Linked DNA regions of Homo sapiens: regions 1, 3 and 4 are each linked to region 2. Evidence: chromatin loops called from intact Hi-C (ENCODE). Cell type or tissue: CD4-positive, alpha-beta T cell. All regions are shown on one strand. Region 1 overlaps SCOC-AS1 (SCOC antisense RNA 1). Region 2 holds the start of LOC124900783 (a long non-coding RNA gene). Region 3 has its middle 14 kb from the start of MGST2. Region 4 overlaps SCOC-AS1 (SCOC antisense RNA 1).

Region 1 (5,000 bases), 310 kb before region 2:
TACAGATTTCCTGTGATTATAAGCTAAGTAGATACAGGACATTTTTGGGAGCAGTAGGTTGGGAGATGCCAAGGAAGGGATAGCCAGGGTGGCAGTGACAGTCTTGTAGACATGTGTCAGATGGAATCACTCTTGATAGGCAAAAGGCTTTAAAAAATGTTTAACTGGGTATAACATACATACAATAAAGTGTGCAAATTATAAGAGTACAGATACGTAATATGTATCCAACACCCAGATCAAAACCATTTCCAGAACTTCAGGGTAAGAATTTTTTTAGTTGGTTTTGCTTATTAGCATTCAGGTCAATTTTGAAGCAGAAAAAACAACTTGTAATTACAGGATTGCAGCCAGTAGTGTACCCAAATGAACTGTGAGGAATAATTTGTTAAATGCATTGAGGTGAAAAAATGTTGGGCACAGAGGTCGACTCGAAGGTGGCACACAGAAATTATTATCCTACACTCTGAGGTGAAAATTACTCATTTTTGTCCCTTGCTTGGTTGTGTTCATCAATTTGCTCTTTTTTGAACAATTTTCCAATTCTATTCCCTTTCTTCAGTTCAAAACACTGAGTGTTGTATGCTCAGGACTGTGGATTCAGAGAGGAATAAGTTGTGGTCCCTGCTCCTCAAGAACTGATAGACCAGTTAGGTTTAAAGCAAAAATAGGAGATGGGTGACTGTAATCCAATGTGTTAAGTGTGTCAGTAAGAAGAGCTAACATGATAGAGCATGTCCTGTGTGCTAAGCTTTCTTCTCAGCATGTTCCCTGCATCTTCCCATTTAAAACTCATTACTGGTGAGGAAGCAGAAGCACGAGGAGTCTGGTGATGTCCCCAAGGACTACGTGGCTGGTGAGTGTGGCTGCCAGGACTTGGCTCACGCATATCCACTTCTCAAGTGTGGCGTTGGAGGCACCTGCTGGCAGGGAGATCTTTGAATATCTTGTCCTTTGAGCTGCCCAACAAGCAGCAATGCTCAACACTACAGAAAAAAAAAACATGCCAAACAGCTTCTTTCCCTGATACAGTCCTAGTCCAGCCCCAAACTTGCCATTTCACAGATTCAAACAAAAGCTGGCTGCATCCTTGTAAAAATTCAAAGGCATGTTTTATTTTCATATGGAATACAGCAAAGTGTTGGATTACTCCAGAGTGAACGCTTGACTATTCATTGTTATAGCATGGATTTCTCCAAATCATAGGTAATCAACATAATTAGTTGTCAAGCATTTCAAACAAAACATTTGTTTTGTTTGAAACAGGGTCTCGCTATGTTATCCAAGCTGCCCTTTACCTCCTGGGATCAAGCCCCAGCCTCCCAAGTAGCTAGGACTACAGCCATGTGCCACTATGTCTGGCTATGTGTCAAGCATGTTTTTAAAAATAATTTCTATTTAAATTGCTTGTTGAATTGTCCACTAATAAGTGATTTTTTTTTTCAGTATTGAAAGCACAGTAGAAAGAATTATTGTAACCTTAGAGAGCTCCATATAGTTCAAAACAGATCAGTTTGATGGTGCAGGATTTTGAAATCCCACCTGAGAGTGGTGTTTGCATCTTCCTCCTATCAGAATTTGCTAAAGCAGGCAAAGACTGAAGACAAAGACAGCAGAGCCTTCCCACATAATCACAGAGTCCTCGCTCTTCGAACAGAGGTAAATTCTGTTCATCAGCAACACTGTGATGGCTTCACACTTAACACTCCTTAGAGGACAAGGGCCAAATTTAACATAAACTAAATTTTGTTTATCACAGGTTAGATGCAGGTGGGAACAGGAAAATCATAACAAGGTCTAGTAGTAGTTTTGATGGTGCTGATGTAGGAAGTGATTTTCAACTTCTTCAAGCCATCCTATACAACATCAAGGTTTGCTGTGAAAATGATGTTTGTGTAATCATTAGAAGAGAGAATAAAGGTGGAAACATTTGAGTTCCAACATTTATCATGGCTGCCCACTTCCAAGACTAGACCACAGGCCTCAGGAGCAGAGTCACATTGTGAGCAGTGATTGAGTTTCACCAATGAATGTTATCAGATTGAGCTTTACTGGGGCTCCAGTTCTTTGTGTCTAATTCATAATTTTGTTATGGTCTCCTAGGTGTATAAGAATTGTAAACACAAGCATTTATATATTTGTATGTTTAAACATATGTTTAAAACAAGATAATAAAAGACTTTAGCATTAGAAGTCCACGGGAGGTTTGTTTTCTCCCTAACAGTGTAGGGGGGGGGGTCTGCCTATAACTCATTTGAGAAATGCTGTACTGTAAAGCGTGGGCCTACAGAGGGAGACAAACACAGGCCTTGCTTTTCAGGAGCTCACATTGACAGAATTCACCACAGTGGACACAAGTGAAGAAATTATAAATGAACTTTTTTGAAGTCATGCCACTATATTTATTGCTGTTTTGTTTTTTTGTTTTGTTTTCTTTTGTTTTAACTCTCTGGCACCTTTAAAAGTTGCTGCTCAGCAAATAACTTTTTTCTGTGTTGCCTATTGGGATCTCCCCCTAAACATCCTCGTTGATTTTTTTTTCAATTTGCATACAGTAAAGTTCACTCTTTGTAGACTACTGTTCTATGGGGTTTGAAAATGCATAGAGCCATGTATCCACCTGCCCAAGTAATGTATAGAACCGTTTCATCATGCTAAAAATTACTTCTCATCCAGTCCCTTTGTAGAAAACCTCTCCCGTTTCCCTCAACCCTGCTAACCACTGAACCACTGACCTGTTTTCTATCCCTATAGTTGTGCCTTTTACACGATGTCATAAAAATGAAATCATATAATATGTAGCCTTTTGGGTCTGGCTTGTTTCACTTACAGAATGCATTTAAGATCCGTGTTGTTGTGTAAATCGATAATGCATTCATTTTTATTGTTGAGCAATAGCCTACTGTACGGATATATCACAGTTCCTTATTCCATTACCTACTGAAGGACATTGCAGCTGTTTCTCGTTTGGAATGACTGTGAATAAAGTTGTTATACACATTTTTATATGAATTTTTGTATGAACATTAGTTTTCAACTCATTTGGATAAATGCCTTGGATTGGGATTTCTGGATCATGTGGTAAGTATATGTTTAACTTTATAAGAAATTTCCAAATTGTCCTCCAACCTGGTTGTGCTATTTAGTATGCTCAACAGCAATGAATGAGAGTTCCTGTTGCTTTGCATCTCACCATACTGCCACGTTTTTCTCTATTCCAGAAATTCTGATAGGTGTGTAGTGCTATCACATTATGGTTTTCATTTACATTTTTCTGATAACAAATGATGCTGAACACCTCTTTTATATTTATTTGCTATTGATATCTTCTTAAAGAAATATCTGTTCAGATATTTTGCCCGTTTGTAAGATTGGGTTGTTTCTTATTACTGAGTTTTAACATGTCATTATATAGAGAGAGACATATTATATATACACTCTGGAAACGAGTCTTTGTCAGATATGTGATTTGCAATTTTTTCCCCAGTCTGTGCCTTGCCTCTGTGCCAGTCTTTTTATTTTCTCAACTGCATCTTTGGCAAAGCAAAGATTTAAATTTTGATAAAGTCAAATTTATCAGTTTTTTTCTTTTATGGATTGTGCTTTTATTGTTGTATCTAACAACCCATTGCCAAACCCAAGATCACACAAATTTTCTATGTTTTCTTTTAGACATTTTATAGTTTTATGTTTTGCATTTAGGTTTATTATCCATTTTTAGTTAATTTTTGTTTAAGGTACAGGGAGATTCATTTTTTGCAAATGGACTATTCTGGCATCATTTTCTGAAAAACTATCCTATGTCCATTGCATTGTCTTGGCACCTTTGTTAAAAATCAGCTGACAATATTTCTGTAGATCTATTTATGAATTCTCTTTTCTGTTCCATTGCTCCATGTGTCTGTCCTTTAGCTTATTCAATACTGTCTTGATTAGTATAGGTTTTGAATAAGTCTTGAAATCCTAGCATGAATCCTCCAACTTTTTTTTTTCTTTTTCAGCATTGCTTTGGCTATTCTAGGTCCTTTGCCTTTCTATATAAGTTTAAAAATTAGCTTGTCATCATCTATAAAAAGCTTACTGGATTTTGATTGGGATTTCATGGAATCTACAGATCAAACTGGGGAGAACTGGCCTCTTAATAATATTAATGCTTCCAAATCATGAACACAGTGTATCTGTCAATGTGTTTAGATTTTTCTTTAATACCTTTCATCAGTGTCATTTTCAACATATAGACCATGCACATGTTTTAATAGACTTATACCTAAGTACTTAACTTTTTCAGTGCAATTGTAAATGATCTTGTTTCTTAATATCAAATGACAACTATTCATTTCTGGAATATAGGAATATGATTGGTTTTTGTATATTGACCTTTTTAAATGTACTTATGAGTTCTCGGAGTGTTTTGTATATTTTTGGAATTGTCTACATTGATAACCATGTCATCTTCAATTAAAGACAGGCTTATCTTTTTCCTTTCAAAGCTGTATGCTATTTATTTGTTTTTCTTGGCTTATTTCACTGGCTATGACTTCCAGTCTGGTGTTGATTGGGGATAGTCAGAGAGGACATCCTCGCTTTATTCCCAGTTTTGGAGGGTAAAACATTCAGTATTTTACTCTTAAGTATGATGCTAGTTGTAGGTATTTCATAGCTTTCCTATATAAAGTTAAAGAAGTTCTCTTCTATTCCTAGTTTTCTGAGACTTTTGTCATGAATGGATGTTGAATTTCATTGATTTTGTTTTTGTTTCTATTGAGATGAATGTATATAATATAATGAATTACATTGATTGATTTTTTAAATGTAAGCCTGATTTTCTTTCCTGGGATCTGCTATAAACCCCAATTGGTTATATACTATTCTTTTAATATATTGCAATGTTTGATTTGCTAATATTTTGTTGAGCATTTTTTGCATTTATTTTCATGACGTATCTTGGGCTATAGTTTTCTTTTCTTGCAATGTGCAAGCTGGTTTGAGTCTTAGGGTAA
Region 2 (5,000 bases):
CAGTCTTTCAACAATAACTATTTTAATGATAGACTTTTTTTAGATGCTCTTCATCAATTTGAGGAAGTTTCTCTCCATTTCTAAAAATTAAGAATTTGAAGAGTAAAGAAGTTCGAATATTATAAATCTTATAGTTTATTATTTTTTACCTTAAGAAATTATAGAGCTTCTGTTCTTGCTAGTTAGTTATGTCTTCAGGACTTATGCAAAACAGGGTAACCCAGAGTGATAGACATCCTTTTTATTGATGTTTCATGATTTTAAATTTCATTCTCTTTTTTCTTTGCGTACTTGACTTTGCTTTTCTTTTTCTGACTTTTTTCTTTTAAAAAGTGCATCAGTAGACAATACTTCTGTGTTGTAATTGGTCAGTGGAAGACTTTTAATTCATACTTTAAAATAATGTATGCTTACAGGGAATATATATTTCAAAGAGCTATCTGAAAATTAGTTTCAATTGGAATTCAAACTAATCTTTATTTGATTTGTACTTGCCTCATTTTCACTTTAAATTTTTAATTACTTTTTAAATTTTTTGAATTTTTGAATTTTGAAATACTTTTCAGTTTTAATTTGAATGTGCAACTTTACTTTCTTCTGTAAAATTTAATATTGCCAGACCAACTCACTTGGATGTCTACTTTTATGAAATAATGCCAGCTTTTCCATTCTTCCTATACACATATAATTAGGTCTTTCAGTATTTTAGTCTTTTCAATATCCTAGTGTCCCTAAGGAAGGGAGTGATTGAAGTTTACCACTTCCTATGACGTTAATGCTGAACTTAAACATCTTCAAGGCAAGGTGTGAACACAGAACAAATATATCTTCAAGTTATGAGCAACAGCAACAACAAAAAAACTAATTCACACAGATTTACTCTATTGTAACCTACCACGTCACCCAGCAATATAAAATTGTTTTTGTCATTATATATACTTCTGTATCATCATTTAGACTCTAAGCACCATGAAGGCAGGTATCATTTCTTTTTCATTTACCTCATGTACATGAGGCACTCAATGAATATTTGTCGAATGACTAATTTCTGATGACTGTGTGGTATTCCGTTGTTTGGACACACCATTGTTTAGTTAAGCAGTCCCTTTCTTTTGGACATTTAGGCTGTTCCTAGTTTTTGCAATAATAAACATGTAACTAATCTTTCCAGCCCCTCCCACTTTGATGAGTCTTCTAATTTTAAATTGTGTCTACATTCGGCTTTTGGACATCTATATTTTTTGATCATTTATCGTGCTTTGTCATTTTAATTTCTCTACTCTCTGGTTGGTTGGATATTTATGTCAAGCTGCTTAACAAATGAGCATATGGCATTGCTTTACTGCTTTACTACAGTGTTGGGAAGTCAGAATAGTGTTAGATGATGAGCCCTTTAGAAGAATTTAGAAAGAAGTTGACTAGAAAAGATGTAAAAGTTGTGAAATATATAAGGCCAATTTAGGAGATCACAGAAAGATGGTTCCACATTGTGGAGCATCTGTAATGTTGCTCCTGCAGCGATTGGCTTTGCCCATACCACTGAAAGAAGCCTCATCCCATTCTCAAGTGCTTTCAGAACAGCTGAAAGTGTAATGGGATCCACACCGCATTCCTATCAGAAGGTCCAAAGAATCTCAGCACCATCATTTATATACCTTTGCTGAGTATCTGTTATGGTCCAGAAAGGTTCTCTATTGGGGACTGTGGAGAGGCACCTAGGTACCCAAAACACAGTGCTTGTCCTCAAGTAATGAAGGAATTTACACTGGGGATGGGGAAGTAAGACTGAAGCCCTATGGCATTATGGTCAGAGCTCATGCTCCAGAAATGGACACACTTGGATTGGAATCAGGCTTTTTCTTGGTTGTATGACTTTGAGCAAGTAATCTAATTTCCATAAAGCTCAGTTTATTCATCTAGAAAATGGAAATAATAGTGTCAAAGGTTATTTTGAAGAATACATGGAAAAATGCATTTAAGACTCTTAGAAAAAAGTTTGGCATGAGGTAGGTGTATATTTTTTCTTGAAAAAGAAAAACGGGCACAAAAGACAGTGTGGTATCATGTCAGAGATAACATAGGATTTGCGGTAACAGAGACTACTTAATGGCTAGTGAGAGTGAGGAGGATGTTATGGAAAAATGTAGAAAATCACTTGCATCTTAAAGAACAGTTAGGATTGCAGGTGGCTGAGGGAAAAGTAAGGAAGATATTCCAGAGGAAGAAACGGCATATGCATAGGCAAGGGGAAGAATGCAGGCTGTGTTCATGGACTGTAGGGAGACAAGATGGCAAGGGTGAAGGCGGACTGAGATGCGTGCGTGCCCCTGATGAGCTAATCATTTGACTCCTTAAATATTTGACATTTTCTAGTGGAAGAGTAAAGGAAAGAATGGTTTTCTATTAATAAAATAGGTATACCCAAATAGTTCTTTCTTTATTTTCAAAATAAGATGTCTGTTATATGCTGGGAATGCAACATGACATTTTAACCTATTTGGACTTGTCTTTCATTTTTTAAAAAGCACTCATAATTGGATATGATTAGTCATACGCACCACGGATAGAGGTCATTTCCGTGGATACCGGCACTTGATCTCTTTGCTCAGGGTATATTGTGTGCTTTTATGGGAATGGCTCTTGTTTACATTTTACCAATGAGTAAGGAGTTTGAGGGTAGAAACCTGAGTTAACCGGCGCTGTATTTCTAATTGATTAGTGGTGTTTCAGTGCCCCCTATGGGATGGTGCCAGGGCAGTTGTCTCATTGGATATCTGCATAATTAGACTCAGGATGAAGGAGAGGAATAGAACCTAGACCTCAAGAGGTGGTTAGGGCCAGATCCTGGGGAAACTTGACTGGCTGGGTAAAAAGGTACAGATTTTAAATTATTAAGCAAAGCGGTCTATAGAAAGGCTGTTAAACAAATGCCCAAGATGGAACTTAGGAACATTTTATTTGGTGGTGAAGTTCATGAGACAATGAAGACAGGAAGCTGATGTGGTGGTCACTTTAGAAATACAAGTGTGAAGTCCTAAGTGCTGGCCTTGGACAGGAGTAAAGTGAATGGGAGGAAACTGAGAACTGTAGGCAAGAGGAAGAAAGAACTGATGAACTGGACGACTGATTGCATACAGGAGGCTGGGAAGAGGGAGCATGCTGAGACAACAGAGATCTTGAGTCTCGTTGACCTTCCAGGTATGTCTGTCACCTACAGCCTATAACACTCATAATTTATGTCCTCTGACACATAAAATATAACAGGTTATTTTCTACCTCGTAGAAACCAAACCAAAGCTTAAATTTCACAAGCAAAACTTGTTTTTCACTCTATACAACATTAATTCTTTTATCTTCTTTTTCTCATTGAATAGCTCCAAAATAAAATTTTTTGGGTTGCCAAACTTATAAGAATTCCCTGTTTTTCAAAACTTTCTATTTTAAGACCCCTTCCTTGCAATAAAATATGGCTGATTGAAGAGGCATTACATAATAGGTAATTGCCTAAAACATCTGTAGACTTTTTTTTTTTTTGAGATTTAGATCACTTCTGTAATGTATGATAAAAATGAACTTAGACTTACTAATTTGGAACTTTTAATAATTTAGGCAGGAAGAAATTTCCATTGTAATTCTCCATAAAAAAGTTTTTCCTCCCTTTTCACCTTTTTTCAGTGGTGGAATGTTTAAAGTGGATTAAATATGAGAATGAATCATTAATTGCATTTTAGAAAAGTGCTTAGTATACTAAAAACACCTGTCCTCTGCATATACAGAAACTGCAGTGCACAAACAGGCAGAGAGGTTAGATGTATTTAGCCAAACCTGAAGCAATAGTAAAAATCATTAAGGCCATTAGTTCACCTGAACCACTCCTCAACCTCCCATAAAAACAAGAAAACGGCCGGGCGCGGTGGCTCACGCCTGTAATCCCAGCACTTTGGGAGGCCGAGGCGGGTGGATCATGAGGTCAGGAGATCGAGACCATCCTGGCTAACAAGGTGAAACCCCGTCTCTACTAAAAATACAAAAAATTAGCCGGGCGCGGTGGCGGGCGCCTGTAGTCCCAGCTACTCGGGAGGCTGAGGCAGGAGAATGGCGTGAACCCGGGAAGCGGAGCTTGCAGTGAGCCGAGATTGCGCCACTGCAGTCCGCAGTCCGGCCTGGGCGACAGAGGGAGACTCCGTCTCAAAAAAAAAAAAACAAAACAAGAAAACCTTGAGTAAAACCAATCAATGTCTTTTCTCTGTTTGGTAAAGTCATCAAAGTAAAGTTTTTTGGGTCTGTTTGTCATATATATATATATATATATGCACACTTTATATATATAACAAAATATATATTTGTCAGATATGTATAAATATATATGACATATATGTCATATATATAAATATATATGACATATGTGTATATATATATATATACACACACACTTTTTTTTTTTTTTCGAGACAGAGTCTAGCCCTGTCGCCCAGGCTAGAGTGCAAGCAGTGCAATCTTGGATCACTGCTACCTCCGCCTCCTGGGTTCAAGCAATTCTCCTGCCTCAGCCTCCCAAGTTAACCAGGATTACAGGCACTTGCCACCATGCCCAGCTACTTTTTGAATAGAGACGGGGTTTCACCATGTTGGCCAGGCTGGTCTTGAACTCCTGACCTCAAGTGATCTGCCTGCCTCGGCCTCCCAAGGTGCTGGGATTACAGGCTTGAGCCACTGCGGCTGGCCTCATGTATATTGTTTAATGGGATCATTATGTCATTCATTTCCCTTAATTCAAGTTAGAAATAGCTTGATATTTTTATCAAATGCACCCCGTTTCAAAATATTTTGGCATTTTTTTTGTTTTCACTGATCTTAAAGGATTTTTCCTAACATGAGCAGACCTTATGAAACTGTTGTAAGTATATGAACATACTCAACAAAATAAGTTCAAGTAGACATCTTAAAAACGTATTACTGGGCAACACTTATTGACTTATTTCTAGTTAGCAATGCACTTA
Region 3 (5,000 bases), 360 kb after region 2:
GGGTTCATCATTTGGCTCCAGTGATACCACCCCATGCCCTGCAAGTGTGGCACTTCAGACAGGAGCCAGGGACACCAGGAGTATGGCTGGTGGCCCTTAGGTGGCAGGATTGCAGAGGCCCCACCGGAAGTCAGCTGGCCACAGCAGAGCCAAGGTAGAGTGCATGATTGAAAATTCAGGAGACAGGATGAGCTCCAGAAAATTGGGCGCTGCACTGGACGTGCCTGATAAAGCAAAGAGGGAGAGAAAAGAGGAGTTAAGGATTTCCACATTTCTGGTTTCTGAACAGCTAGATACATTAATGATGGGGCAATTTACTGCCACAGAATTTAGACCAAAGGAGGGGGCTAGGTTTGAAGTGCCTGTGAGTCCATTAGAAATGACAAGAAGTGGGAGCCCAGGTCACCAAAGATGGTCAAGGTCATTGATCTTGAGACCACAGGGCCCCAAGAAGGCTTAAGGGTCTGTCCCTGATTCTTGTTTCCTGTGTGAGAAATATTTTGCAGGTGTCAGGCTGGGACTCTTGACCAGCTGAATTACGTATTTCCAGAACAGGGTGTTAAAGAAGACAGAAGCGACCCCAGGAAAAAGCGTGGCTTCCACAAGAGCTGCCATATACAAACAAGCATGCCCCACAACGCTGGCAGGAGAGATATCATCAGATTTATTTATTTATTTATTTATTTATTTATTTATTTATTTATTTATTATTTGAGACAGGGTCTTGCTCCATTGCCCAGACTGGAGTGCAGTGGCAAGATCTCTCTTGGCCCATCAGATATATATTTTTTAAAAACTGGGAGGAGAAGTGCAGGCGCAGTGGCTCACGCCTGTAATCCCAGCACTTTGGGAGACCAAGGCATGTAGATCACAAGGTCAGGAGTTCAAGACCAGCCTGGCCAATATGGTGAAACCCCGTCCGTACTAAAAATAAAAAAATTAGCTGGGCGTGGTGGCAGGCACCTGTAGTCTCAGCTACTCAGGAGGCTGAGGCAGGAGAATCGCTTGAACCCAGGAGGCGGAGGTTGCAGTGAGTTGACAGTGTACCACTGCACTCCAGCATGGGCGACAGACCAAGATTCTGTCTTAAAAAACAAAACAAAACAAAACAAAAAACTGGGAGGGGAAAATATTTTTTTATTTTCTAATATGTTAGAACCCTTTCTCAATGTGTAACTCTCCTCATTCTTCTCCCTCTCATCTTTAACCAAAATTGTAAATGTTCTACATGTGCATCATGTTAGTCTATCAGGTGTTATTTAGATAATTGGTGCCTTTGACTTACATTCTTGTAAACGTTGCTTTAGTTCATAAACTCATAATATTCCCAGACCTGAAGCCTGTCTTAAAATTGATAATGTAAATCATCTAGGTCTGAATGCCTAAAGTGATGGGGAGCTCACCACCTCTTGTTTCTGGTCATAGGTAGGTGAGATCCCTTCTGCAGCAAGAAGTCAGGGGCAGGCCTGTGACACTAGCTCTGATTCCTGCAAATGACCAAATGAGGGGCAGGGCCTGGTGGTCTCCCAGTCCCAGCTGAGGCTCCCATGACCTGCACCCTCCTGCCCTCCCAACTCTCAGGTTCTCCCAACAGCCCTCCCCCAGCTAATTTCATAAAAGGCACTAAAAACTTTTGATCAGTCACAAAATCATGGGAAGAGAAAGAAATACAAGAAGAGAGAAAGAAGGGAAAGTGGCGTGAATCATTAACAAAGGCACCACATCCCTGATACTGTACTGTTCTGGGTGCTTTTTTCTCAATGAATTCTCACAAAATCCTGTTGGTATTAGTGATTCATATTTCTTACATATAGAAACTGAGTCGCAAAGAGGTTATTACTTAACTTGCCCAAGATCGTACAGCTAATAAGATGCAGAGATAGAGTCCACTTTTGACTCCAGTCCAGTGCTCTTTGCACTATTGCTTTCTTCCCAGGAGTCATTGTATCCACTCCTCTTAAAGAAAGGAAGGCGTTAAGTTTGGGATAGACTGTGTATGCACAAGAACCACTGTACCTCTCCCTGAACGCCACCAGATGGCGCAGTGGAAGGCTAAAATCCTGTTGCTTTTTATCAGTTCACTTGGCGAGACAGGCGTGGGGGAGGCCAGCTGCAGGGAGAATGTCAAAACAGAGTTCTATTTAGGAAAATGAAGCCTTCTGCCTGCCCCGTCTCCCACCGGGATCCTTGGATGGCTCTCGGCAGACTATAAATGAATTCGCTTCTTTCTTCCTTCCCCATCCTACTGCTAACCCACATCTCTGATTCTATTTTCTCTCCATCTCTGACACAAGGGCACTAGTTCCACCCACATCAGAGAATAGTGTGTCCTGAAGACAGAGAGGAGCAGGCAAGATGGGTGGTAGGGAGAATCAAGACCTGCAGTTCCCTGTAGCAACTGGAGGGGCATTTCCCAGACATATCCCTTCCTGCCTGCTTACCCAACACGCACACACACACACACACACACACCATAACACAGACATGCACAACACACACATATCATAACACACACACATCTCATAACACCATAACATGCACATATCATAACATACACATACACATGAACATGCACACAACACACAAGTGCTAATCTAAGGGCCCTGTCTTAGCCTGATGTGGCTGCCATAATAAAGTACCACACACTATGTGGCTTAAACCAGCTTGAGGGAGACCAGCTGCAGGGAGAACGTCAAAAAAGAGTGCTATTTAGGAAAATGAAGCCTTCTATTTTCTCAGAGATCTATTTTCTCACAGTTCTGGAAGCTGTAAGTCCAAGATCAAGGTGTGGATAGGTTTTGTTTCTTCCGATACCTCTCTCCTGGGCTTGCAGATAGCTGCCTTCTCACTGTGTCCTCACAGGGTCTTTTCTATGTGCACCCTGGTGTCTCTCTGTGTGTCCTAATCTCCTTTTCGGACACCAGTCAGATTGCATTAGAGCCCATCCTAACAGCCTTATTTTAACTTCATCACCACAACCCCACCACCTTTTTTTTTTACTTTAAAGACAGGGCATCACTCTGTTGCCCAGGCTGGAGTGCAGTGGCGTGAACATGGCTCACTGCAGACTCAACCTCCCGGGCTCAAGTGATCCTCTCACCTCAGCCTCCGGAGTTGCTGGGACTACAGGTGTGTGCCACCACGCCCACCTAATTTTTAAATTTTTTCTAGAGACAGGGGTCTCCCTATGTTGCCCAGGCTGACCTCGAACTCTTGGCCTAGAGCAATCCTCCCACCTCAGCCTCCCAAATTGCTGGGATTTCAGGCATAAGTCACTGCACCCAGCCTATCACCCGGCCTATCACGTGGCCTGTCTCCAAATACAGTCATATTCTGAGGTACTGGGAGCTAGGGCTTCAACATATGACTTTGGAAGTGGGAGGATACAACTCAGTCCATAACAGGACCGAATCACTTATTTTATTTTATTTTAATTCTGAGTAGTGGGTGCAACTTTGTGCTTAATAAAGATGTTTGACCCCTAGAGGTCACAGGAGAAGTCCTAGGTTACAATATGCTCACTAACAAATGAAGCTCATCAATTGTGTGACACTAAGGGTAAATATGGCTGAAATGATCCAAGTAATTTTAAGATTAATCTTCCCTCCCAGGAGCCTCACATAGTTACCTGGATAGATCTGGTTTGGAGGTCTCTATTGATGACCAGAACATCACCAGTGTCCACTTCTTTGTGAAAAGCTGTCCTTTCTCTGTTCACTCTCCTTTGGATGTCCTCCAAAGCAGACCATTCCTGGAGTTCATAGAACTCCCTCATTCTCTGAGATTTTTCTAACCTGGAAGATGGTGCTGAGAAGGCGTCCTAGATCTACCTGATATAACCTGGGTGACTGTAGAGGTAGCAGAGTTGTCTTCAGGTTGAAAGTTTAAAGCAGAGGGTCTGTTCAACCCAGAAGTGTCCCAGGCCAGGCTACATGGTGCCTTGTTTAGAAGAAAGTCATATAAAATTAAGAAACCCCAAAGAATGAGGATCACTTGAGGCCAGGAGTTTGTGACCAGCCTGGCCAACGTAGACAGTCCACGTTTTACAAAAAAATAAAATAAAATTTTTGTAACTAGCCAGATGTGGTGGCAGACAACTGCAGTCCCGCTACTTGGGAGGATGAGGCGGGAGGATGAGGCAGGAGGATCACTTGAGCCCAGAAGTTGGAGGCTGCAGTGAGCTGTGATTGCACCACTGCACTTTGCAAGGGTAACAGAGCCAGATCCTGTCTCTAAAAGAAAAGAAATCCCAAAGAATTTGTCCCCTCCCAGAGGGAAAATTATATATATACATATATATAGAGAGAGAGAGAGAGAGAGAGTGTGTGTGCGAAGTGAAATAAATAAAGCAGCTTCTGCTTGATGAGGCCAATAAGGCCTGGGGTCTGGGATCAGGGTTTTCTCGAAGCTGGGCGGTGATCATAAGATCACTTTGATACCTGTGGACCTCCAACACCTGCTATTCCCAAAAACCACTCTGCTATCCCCTTAGATGGCAAACTAGCACTGTCTGCTGACCTAAGTAATTCTCAACCCACTCAATGGGGCAGCTTGCCTTATTTAAGACATATGATTTTTGTACTTGAATAAAGTTAAAGTTACATGAAGCTGAAATGCAGCCACAACTGAGTGCAGGCAATAATTGTGAGTCCAGCCTCCTACAGTTAAGAGTTGCTCTCTTTTGGCCAGGCGTGGTGGCTCACGCCTGTAATCCCAGCACTTTGGGAGGCCGAGGCGGGCGGATCATAAGGTCAGGAGATCGAGACCATCCTGGCTAACATGGTGAAACCCCGCCTCTGCTAAAAATACAAAAAAATTAGCCTGGTGTGGTGGCATGCACCTGTAGTCCCAGCTACTCAGGAGGCTGAGGCAGGAGAATCTCTTGAATGAGGGAGGAGGAGGAGGTTGCAGTGAGCTGAGATGGCGCCACTGCACTCCAGCCTGGCAGAGCGAGACTCCATCTCAAAAAAAAAAAAAAGAGTTGTGCTCCTTTGGGGACA
Region 4 (5,000 bases), 350 kb before region 2:
CCAGCCTGGGCAGCAGAGCGAGACTCTCACAAAAAAAAAAAAAAAAGAAGAAGAAGAAGAAGAAGAAGTAAGGACACACCTGTCTTTAGCCGGTCTTTAGTTTGTTTTAAAACAATTGCTTAAAATTAGTAATTACCAGGATAGTTAGTAACACTCATCGCAGTGAAGCAAATCATGCCCAGTGTGAAGCAAAGATATGGCCAGGCTCTCTCTTTCCTTCTTCAGTGAAGGCAGAAAACTAAAGAAAGCCTTGCTACTAAGGGATAGGGGCTGTGTCTGTGTCGTGCTCAGAATCACTCTCAGTGTCTGCTCTAAAGGCTGATGACAACCAATTTAAATCAAGTTCAAGTCCCCTTCAGCCTTAGAAGAAATAGCTCCTCAAGTTATTGAAAGAGCCCAGAATTCCTTGCAACTCATTCTTTATTATAGAATTATGAGTTCTAGAGTTTGTAGATTTTCTTTTTGTACTACATGAAGCGCATTACAAGAAAGTATCTTGTAGCTTTCATTTTGGGAGAAAATAGATGTAGTCCTCAGAGGTATTCTGAATCCATTCTTGTCACTCACAGAAGTTTCTTCACAGGAGATCTCCATGACTCTTTACGTTTCAAGGTATTAATTTTACTTGGAGCATTGTTTGTCCCACCCAAAGAGTTTTACGTTAAAATACATTATTTTATTTATTTAGAGAGAGGATCTCACTTTGTCACCAAGGCTGGAGTGCAGTGGCACAGTCATGGCTCACTGCAGCCTCAACTTCCTGGGCTCAAGTGATTCTCTTGCCTCAGCCTCTCAAATAGCTGGGACTACAGGCACAGAACCATGCCTCGCTAATCTTATTTCTTGTAGAGATGAGGTCTCATTATATTGCCCAGGCTGGTCTCAAACTCCTGGGCTCAAGTGATCCTCCCACCCTGGCCTTCCAAAATGTTGAGATCACAAGTGTGAGCCACTGCGCTGGCCTAAAATACAGTTTAATAGAGTTTTTCCTAACAAGCACCATTGGCCGCAACTGAAGTCAGCATTTTAACATTGTCACGTGACAGTCAGTTCTAGCTTTGATATAAAAGTCCTAAAGTGTACTCTTAGCATCACTTTCCAGAAAAAAAAAAAAAAACCCACTGCCGTGCTGCAAGGGACCATTGACAGAAATGGTGATTACAGTGCCTGTCCCTACAGGTCTGTCAGCAAGATAAAATAAGAAAATCTGAGAGAAGTTGCCTGGCATGGTGTCAGTACTCTTGGCATACCAGCAAAAATATGTAGCGAAACTCAGGGCCCATCCCAGCCTGCTTCTCCCAAAAACCTCTAAATGGAATAATCTTTAGTTCTGTGTCAAATTCCTATTTTTCTTCCTCCTTCTTTATACAGTATCTTAAGGGAAATACTACAAAATGTCGCAGAAGGTGCTGGATGGATATCTAAAGTTCAAAAAGGAAGAGAACCACACGAGCTGGAGATTCAGGAAGCATCAGTAGAAGTCAATGGCCATTAATAAAAACATTTTTTATTAAAATATTGAATCTGAATAGAAACCTCCTGTACTTCATTTCTTAAATCCCTTGAGGGTAGTAACTGCATCTTCTCCATTGATATAGCCCCTGCCAAGCACAGTGCCTGAAGGCAGGTCCACAGACATTGGCTGAATAAACGAGTGCTCTGTTCCCAGTCCGTACTTTCTCTGTGTCATAAAAAAGCTGACATGTCTGTGCTGCATTTGAGGATGACACTGGATTTCCACATTGCCTTTTCGCCTCAGAGCTTATATTACTTCCTATCAAGTTATCTCTCTGCCCCTCATCGCATCCCAGTGAGAAAGCAGAAAATCCTAGAAAGTCATTTTCCTTACTGTTCCGGTGGTGGCTCTTCACGCTTACAGAACGTTAGGTACACTGGGAACATCACCTAGAGGGACACTGACATCACCTCATCATAACATATGTCTCTGACAACTGTCAGGAGATATTCCAAGTAAATGAAAAGACACCGTGAATGCCACTTAGGGGTTCTACACAGGGAACTATTAGTGACAAAAGCCTATTTATTCTCTTTGAGATGGTATGCTGGTGACCTCTAGTGGCAAAATTGGTTCAAAATCAGCTTCTATTTCCCACAAAATTTACTTCTTTATTAATTCATACTTTAATTTTATCCTTTAGTAACATTCTCTACTTGTGGAATGTTCTTAATTATGCACAATGATTTGTGTCTGTTCATATCCAAGTAGCACAATTTTGGCATTTCACGAAATCACAGAACTGTTGAGCTGAAATAGTTCTCAAGGGACCTGTCAGTCTTATTTCATTATACCTGGAAAATGAGACCCAGAGGAGTCAAGTGGCTTGCCTGAAGCCTCACCACAAGGGGGCGACAAAAAGTCTTCTGACTCTAGCACACTGCCTGCCTGGTAGTAGAACCCAAGCGACTAAAGAAAAAATGGGATCTTGTTTAGAGTTCCATGCGGAGGAAGAGCATGTATGCTGTCCTATCCCTCACTATTGTATCCTGGGTGTGTGAGGAGCCTTTAATTCACAGGTCTTTAGAGAGAGTACAAAGCATCTGAAGGACCATCCCTGAGGAGCCTCACTCATATCTGCATGGGCATCTTTAGATCCCACGTCTCCAGCCTGAGTCTGATGTCATATTGAATGAGACTTCTGGGGCGTCTTGAGAGAGTAAATGTATTTTGCATTTGGAAGGATGTAAATTTAGAAGGATATAAATAATCTGTGTCCAGAGGACCAGCTGTGGTGATTTTTTAAATGGTCACAAATCCCTTGACATGCCCTCACAGACATCCTCTCCTACGTTCCTTCCCCTTGAAGCTGAACAGGCTTGGGACTGCTTCCACCCAGAGAGTGTAATGGAAGTGACGCTGTGTGACTTCTAAGAATCAATCATAAAAAGTACACACAACCTTCCTTGTTGGTCTTAGAACATTTACTCTAGGGAAAACTAGCCACCAAGAAGAAATACAATTCCCCCCAAACCACTATACTGAAGAGACCATATGTAGGTGCTCAAAATGACAGCTCCAGCTCAGCTCCCAGCCAGCAGCCAGCTTCCACCGTGGCTGTGTGAGTGAGCCACCTTGGATACACAGCCTGTCTAACTTCAGATGACCGCAGCCCCCACCCACATCTGACTGTAGCTGCAGGAGAGACCCCTAAGGGAGAACTGCTCAGCTAAGCCCTTCCTGAATCACTCAGCCACAAAATAGTGAGCAAAATGAAACGCTGTCGCTCTACAACACAAACTTGTGGGTAAATTGTTACACAGCCATAATATACAGAACAAATAGTTTCTTAAAGACATTTCTCTCATTCTGTAACAAACACTGAATGAAAATGCAAAATATGTTATATACATGTTAAATCCTGGTGGAATTGCACTTAATCTGTTCAACTTTCATAAATCAAAGAGTTCTTGGTCCAAATGAATAGGTATTCTAGGTGACAGAAATATAAGTTCTTCCTCTTTCTTGAAATGGTGATTCCATTTAATAGAATGGTGATTAAAATGGAATGGTGATTCTATTTTAAGAAGGCTAAGTAAATTTTATGCAGTTTTCCAAAGGGAATTTTCTATTTCAGAATCCTAGCCTTTCTCAACCAGGTTTCCCCAAATGAACCACAAAACACAGAAAAGGATTTGAGTGACTACTTTCTGAATTCTCCCAAGGGTGTTGTATAACTAGTACCTTTCTAGATGCAATGAAAGAATTTAATTCAATGCATACAATGAACACCTTAGGAAGGCTTAGTTCCCTCTCAGAACCCAGGCTGAGAAGGCTGGCAGGCACTATAGGCTAACTCAGCCATACAGTAGCCTTATCAACAGGAAACTGAAGTTTAGAGAGGTTAAATAATTTGCCCAATGTTACCACAGCTAGCTGAGCAAGGATTTGATTGCAGGGACTTCAACTCTAGAGCTTGGAAACTTAGTCATTACTCAGTGTTTCTAAGAAAAATACTCCATAAATGGGTAATAAACAAGGGAAATGTTAGCTCTTAGCAGCAATGTTTGTATGTGAACAGTTAATGGACTTAGCAGCAATGATCGTAACTATCTGGTAATGCAAATTACAAGTGCGTAAACTCAAAGTTATCTGAGCCAAAGATTTCTTTTTCCTTTTACTTAAAATAATAAAGGTAAAACTTTTTAAAAAAGTATTCAACTCAGGTGTTGCTTTATCTCCAAACCTGTAAGCCATCAATACAATAGGGAGTGTGAATCAGGGGAAGGACAGAAGAGTGGAGTGCAAAGGTCAGGCCCTGAGACCAGGGCGAGAAAGCAAAGGGATTAGGAGTGCATAGGCGTTAGAGAGAGAGAAAGGAAGGGAAGGAAGACAGAACACAGCAATGGAAAGGAGACATACACCACAGAAAGCACTCAAGAGAGGATCAGAGGCAAGATTACAACAAAGGACACAGTGGATAAAACATTTGTTGAGGGAATGAGGAAAAGGGGAGAAAGAGAAGATGTGGGGTATAACGAATTAAAGATGCTACTATTCGTCATTCTTTATTAGAATGACGAAAATAATACCAACTACGATGGGTTAGGAAAAGTAGTATAGTGAGATGGCAAAGGCAGCTCTGATCTGTCTCACCATTTTGACAAAGTGGCATATCTGATATGTAGAATTTAAGGTCATAATCCTAATGTGAGTCCTGGCTTTGAGATCCAAGTGAAAATACCAATGTTTGGTTTATAAACACCTTATCTCCTTAGGGAAATTAAGGTTAACAACTTCAGGAGCCCAGCCACATGGCAATAGGAACATGCATTGTCTACACCCACTTCCATCCAGTGGCATTCACTGCAGGAGGTGCCAGGCTGAGAGTCAAATCAGATACACGGAACTGACAGCTGGGTATGTAATGGGTGAATGGATAAAGGAATATTCCACTTTTCCTTGTTGAATGCCCTTCCCTATCTCTACTGGTGAAAAATTTGAAGACAAATTTACTGGAGAAGAAATGAAGTGAATATAAGTG

Evidence for each region. Hi-C counts contacts between places; a loop is a spot of excess contacts. Peaks named below come from ENCODE experiments on the same cell type or tissue, not always from the same donor. Only the 100,000 strongest peaks of a DNase experiment are listed, where the experiment ranks them.
Region 1: a loop joins it to region 2, with 15 times the contacts of the local background. A loop is called at or near these places in 50 of 110 quality-filtered maps.
Region 3: a loop joins it to region 2, with 2.1 times the contacts of the local background. A loop is called at or near these places in 10 of 110 quality-filtered maps.
Region 4: it touches region 2 in a loop (13-fold over the local background); 23 of 110 quality-filtered maps call a loop at or near these places.

The regions. Positions count from the first base shown.
Region 1 is chr4:140,323,882-140,328,881 of GRCh38, reverse strand. All of the region lies in intron 2 of SCOC-AS1 (SCOC antisense RNA 1), which reads left to right. It also overlaps a transcript of SCOC not described here. Among named protein-coding and RNA genes, the nearest start is that of SCOC-AS1, 47 kb to the left of the region's middle. In CD4-positive, alpha-beta T cell, no CTCF peak of the experiment used is centred here; no DNase peak of the experiment used is centred here.
Region 2 is chr4:140,010,546-140,015,545 of GRCh38, reverse strand. The region is part of intron 1 of MAML3 (mastermind like transcriptional coactivator 3); the gene reads left to right. LOC124900783 (a long non-coding RNA gene) reads right to left here and starts at 3,911. Exons shown (of 3, transcript XR_007058278.1): 1 at 1-3,911. In CD4-positive, alpha-beta T cell, CTCF peaks have their summits at 2,533 and 2,739 (motif pointing left); a DNase peak (open chromatin) is centred at 2,735.
Region 3 is chr4:139,648,819-139,653,818 of GRCh38, reverse strand. No RefSeq gene overlaps it. Among named protein-coding and RNA genes, the nearest start is that of MGST2, 14 kb to the left of the region's middle. RefSeq lists a silencer at 1,970-2,264. In CD4-positive, alpha-beta T cell, a CTCF peak has its summit at 2,042 (motif pointing right); a DNase peak (open chromatin) is centred at 2,058; H3K27me3 peaks cover 317 bases.
Region 4 is chr4:140,357,346-140,362,345 of GRCh38, reverse strand. All of the region lies in intron 2 of SCOC-AS1 (SCOC antisense RNA 1), which reads left to right. It also overlaps a transcript of SCOC not described here. Among named protein-coding and RNA genes, the nearest start is that of SCOC-AS1, 14 kb to the left of the region's middle. In CD4-positive, alpha-beta T cell, CTCF peaks have their summits at 1,959 and 2,163; DNase peaks (open chromatin) are centred at 2,075 and 2,345.